Linked DNA regions of Homo sapiens: region 1 is linked to region 2. The links are chromatin loops, found by intact Hi-C in ENCODE. Cell type or tissue: tibial artery. All regions are shown on one strand.

What was found. Hi-C counts contacts between places; a loop is a spot of excess contacts. Peaks named below come from ENCODE experiments on the same cell type or tissue, not always from the same donor. Only the 100,000 strongest peaks of a DNase experiment are listed, where the experiment ranks them.
Region 1: it touches region 2 in a loop (7-fold over the local background); 3 of 110 quality-filtered maps call a loop at or near these places.

The regions. Positions count from the first base shown.
Region 1 is chr12:81,817,455-81,819,954 of GRCh38, forward strand. No RefSeq gene overlaps it. Among named protein-coding and RNA genes, the nearest start is that of PPFIA2, 59 kb to the left of the region's middle. In tibial artery, no CTCF peak of the experiment used is centred here; no DNase peak of the experiment used is centred here; H3K27ac peaks cover 946 bases.
Region 2 is chr12:81,758,159-81,760,658 of GRCh38, forward strand. PPFIA2 (PPFI scaffold protein A2) reads right to left here and starts at 1,192. Exons shown (of 33, transcript NM_003625.5): 1 at 1,122-1,192; 2 at 242-349. RefSeq lists an enhancer at 52-990. In tibial artery, no CTCF peak of the experiment used is centred here; DNase peaks (open chromatin) are centred at 303, 873, 1,303 and 1,423; H3K4me3 peaks cover 1,946 bases; H3K27ac peaks cover 2,279 bases.

The sequences.
Region 1 (2,500 bases), 59 kb after region 2:
ATTTTTGCAATCCATTCATCTGACAAAGGTCTAATGTCCAGCATCTACAAGGAACTTAAGCAAATTTACAAGAAAAAAATGACCCCATTAAAAGTGGGCAAAAAATATGAACAGATACTTCTCCAAAGAAGACATATATGTGGCCAAAAAACATATGAAAAAAAGCTCAACATCACTGATCATTAGAGAAAATGCAAGTCAAAACCACAATGAGAGGCTGGTCACAGTGGCTCATTCCTGTAATCCCAGCAATTTAGGAGGCCGAGGCGGGAGGATCACTTGAGGTCGGGAGTTCAAGACCAGTCTGGCCAACATGGCAGAACCTCATCTCTACTAAAAAAAACTACTAAAAAAAAACAAAAAACAAAAAAATTAGCCAGGCATGTTGGAGGGCACCTGTTATCCCAGCTATTCAGGAGGCTGGGGCAGGAGAATTGCTTGAACCTGGGAGGCAGAGGTTGCAGTAAGCCAAGATCGTGTCATTGCAGTCCAGCCTGGGCAACAAGAACGAAAGTCCGTCTCAAAAAAAAAAAAAAAGAGATACCATCTCACACCGGTCAGAATGTTTATTAATAAAAGGTCAAAATATCAGATGCTGGCAAGGTTGTGGAGATAAAGGGACGCTTTTACACTGTTGGTGGAAGTGTAAATGAGTTCAACCATTGTGGAAGACTGTTGTGATTTCTCAAAGACCTAGAGGCAAAAATACCATTTGTTCCAGCAATCTCATTACTGGGTTTATACTCAAAGGAATATAAATCATTCTATTATAAAGATACATACATGGGTATGTTCATTGCAGTACTATTCACAATAGCAAAGACACAGAATTAACCTAAATGCCCATCAATGATAGACTGGCTAAAATAATGTGGTACGTATACGACATGAAATAGATGCAGCCATAAAAAGGAACAAGATCATGTACTTTGCAGGAACATGGATGGAGCCGGAAGTCATTATCCTCAGCAAACTAACATAGGAACAGAAAACCAAATACCACATGTTCTCACTTATAGGTGGGAGCTGAATCATGAGAACACATGGACAGATGAGGGTGGGGAACAACACACTCTGGGGCCTGTTGGAATATGGGGGCATGGGAGGTGGGAGGACGGAAGGCACCAGGAAGAATAGCTAGTGCATGCTGGGCTCAATACCTAGGTCATGGGATGATCTATGCAGCAAACCACCATGATGCACATTTACCTATGTAACAAGCCTGTACATTCAGCACAGGTACTCATGAACTTAAAATAACTGTTGGATATGAAAGAAAAGAAGAGAGAGATAAAGAAGAGAAAGGAGGAAAAGAAAAGAAAGGAAATGAAAAGAAAAAAAGAAAAGAAAAGGGAAAAGAAAAGGAGAACCTTCTACAGGAATGAGAATGAAGTTCAAAAATACATCAAATCTAACCCAAACTAAACATAGTTCTAATTCAACTCCTCCTTTTCTGTAACTCCTAGCCACTATCCTTTCACACAAGCTATATTGGAAGTATTGCTGGAGTAGAAAAATACAGTGTTCTTAACTTATTGCATTAAAATATATTATAATTTGTGTCATCTAGATTTTTTTCATCAGTGTTTTGTAGTTCTTTTTGTAGAGATCATTCACCTCATTGGTGTATATTCACACTCCTAGGGGTATGTTTGTAGCTATTATAAATGGGAATGAGTTCTTCATTTGGTTCTCAGTTTGATCATTATTGATGTATAGAAATGCTACTGAGTTTAGGCCGGGCGCGGTGGCTCACTTCTGTAATCCCAGCACTTTGGGAGGCCGAGGCGGGCAGATCACGAGGTCAGGAGATCGAGATCAACCTGGCTAACATGGTGAAATTCTGTCTCTACTGAAAATACAAAAAATTAGCCGGGCAGTTGGCGGGTGGCTGTAGTCCCAGCTACACAGGAGGCTGAGGCAGGAAAATATCCTGAACCTGGGAGGCGGAGCTTGCAGTGAGCGAGTGCCACTGCGCTCCAGCCTGGGTGACAGAGCAAGACTCCTTCTCAAAAAAGAAAAAAAAGAAAAGAAAAAAAAGAAATGCTACTGAGTTTATTCATGGACTTTGTATCCTGAAAGTTTACTGAAGTCATTTATCAAACCTGGGAGTGTTTTGGAGGCATCTTTAGGGTTTCTTTGATAGGAGGCCATATGTTAAATGAACAGATCTCATTTGACTTCCTCTTTTCCAATTTGGATCCCTTTCATTTCTTTCTCTTGCCTGATTGCTCTCGCTGGGATTTCCAGTACTAGGTTGAATAGGAGTATTGAAAGTGAGCACCTTGTGTTGTTCCAGTTCTTGGGGAAATGCTTTCAACTCTTCTCCATTCAATATGATGTTTGCTGTGATTTCAGATTATGTTACAAGGCTATAGTAACCCAAACACCATGGTACTGGTATAAATGTAGACACTTAGATCAATGAATCAGAATGCAGAACCCAGAAATAATGCCACAACTTCAACAAAGTTGACAAAGATATACACTGGGGAAAGGA
Region 2 (2,500 bases):
AAGAAGTTGACTTCATCATTTCCACACTAAAATTGTTCATCCTGCCCAACAGGACACAGCCAAGTAGGCAGGAGGTAGAGAGATAGGAGATGGAGAGGATGAGGTGAAAGCAAAAGGCACCTAACGGTAATCAACAAGGAGGAATTTGCATCTCATCTTCCCTGGGGGCGGGGTGGGGCCGGGGAGGTGGTCAAAAAATACAGCGAAAGGAGACAGTAAAACTCAAAGACAGCTTCTGTACCTAATGTCTGTGATTTCGGGTCCTTGCTTCTTCAATTGATCAATGACAACCGCAGTCTCCGGCTTGAGGAGAAGGGAGGCTCACACCCAGCACTCCTGGACCATTTCCCTAGCAACGGGAGGAGAAAGGCAGCTCAGACACACGCGTGCCCCGGCGCCCTCCCGGAACGTGCCCCGGCCCGGTGGCGTGGCAGGAGCTCGGCATCTTCCCGTGGCTCCGTCAGCAGCCAAAAGGAGAAGCGTCCATCGGAAAAATGGCATATTACAAATTTTGCTTTGGGAAGCAAAGCTCGGTTCAGACCATTGTCAAAGGAGGAGAGGGGGAGGCGGCTCTTAAAGCAGCCGCGGCCCCTTTGCCAGAACAGCCGCAGCTCCCCGCGTGCAGCTGGAGCCCCGGGGCGGAGACCGGAGACCGGGGACTGGGTTTGACTTTCAGAAACTTAACCACGCGGCGCCGCTCCCCCTCCGCGCCCGGGCCACCCGGGGTGTGTGGGGCGTCCCTCCAAAAGAAAGCTTGGAGAAAAGGCGTGAGAAGTATCTGGGAGAGAAGTTCTCCACCCAGTCTCCCCTCCTGGAGCCCCTCTGGAGTTTAAGGCTAACCCTGGGAGTTAGAAACCTAAAGGAAAACGAGTCCCTAGGGATGCAAAAAGCAGGACAGGTCTCCTCCTGGCCCCCAGCCTGTTTCCGCGCGCTCCCGTGTCTCGTTTCACTTAAAGGAGGCGCTTTTTCTCTGGAAAGGCAAACATCACCCCACGCCGTCCCCCGGCCCCCCTTCCCTCCCCCCCGCCGCCCCCCCGCCGCCACAGCACACACACCCATTTTTCTCCTCCCGGCCTTTCTGCAAGCCTCTTTGCTTGCTTCAATTGGCCGGAAGAACCAACCTGCTGGCAGCCGGTGAGGACGCTACAGCATCTTCTCTCCTCACTTGCCTCGTGCGGTGGCTGCTACTCCTCCTCCTCCGTCTCCTCCCCTCCTCCTCCTTGGCAGCCACCACCTCCTCTTCCTCTGGAACAAGGGCTTCCCCTGGAAGCTGCTGCAGTGGTTTCCACCGGCCCTTAAATAAATTCTGAAGTAATCACGTCTTTGCTCTCCTCCTCACGCACACGCGCCCGCGGATACACTCGTCTCCCCCAGAGCCGCTCCCGGGCTGCCGAGGCTCGCTCTGCTCCCAGTGCCCCCTGCGAAGGCGAGGGCCAGGGATGGGCAAAGTGGGAAGGGGGCACACGCTTCCCCGCCTGGGCTTCTTTCACACAATGGGCTCTACAGCCTTCGCTTGTGTCAGCCTGCGCTGGTGGGGATGGGAACGGACTTGGGCACCTTTTGGCTCCCCGGTCTTCTGTGCTTGTCATTTCTTTAAGCAGCTTTCTTCCCACTGGGCCAGGGCATGGTAGTCATGGTTGTAGGGACCTGAGCCAATCTAGGGTGTGGCGGCATCTGTCATTTCTCATTACCTCTTCAGTTCTTCTTCATTCATATTGTTTTGGTAATGGGAATTGTATGTTAAGTATTCCCTGCCCGAGTAAATTTTAGCTTTGAGCAGAGTCTGGTCTCTCCATCGCGCTCCAGTCCCCCTTATATCTCCACCTCCCTTTACCTACCCTCTTTTCTTTCCGTTGCTGCTGTCCATTCATACAGACTGAGGAAGCAGGAGACAAAATCAGTACCTACTCTGAGCAGAAAGGGAACGTTTCTGTGAGGGAGAGTCACGAATCCTGCTGGGTTTGGTGAAAATGAAGAGGACATGCATGAAGGAATTGGAGGATTAAACACTGAATATATTTTGGGGGTTACTGAAAATATTCTGAGTGTGCTACACGAAAGCCAAAAGACGTGTTTTACTTTTGTGTAACGCCAAGAGTCCAAAGTTAACAAAGAACTAGTATGTAAATAACTGTTCACTTAAAATTAACTACAATATCCAAGAAACAATCTTTGTTTCTGAGGGAAGTATTTAATTCAGTTAGCGACTTTACAATGGAAAGTGGGGTAAAGCTCATGTATTTACCCAACTTCTATTCTAGACTGTTATTTAAATTTTACAACACAACACAATCCTATAAGAAGTATAAAAATAATACGAAAATTCATTAGATGTCAACTGGAGCACTATTTCTCAGACATAATGTGCATACAGATCATCCATGGATCTTGTTAAGTTGTAGATACTGATTCACCAGGAATGGGGTGAAACCTGAAATTCTACCCTTCTAATGACTCCCAGATGGTACTACACTTGAGGAGGAAGGGTCTAGACCACCCA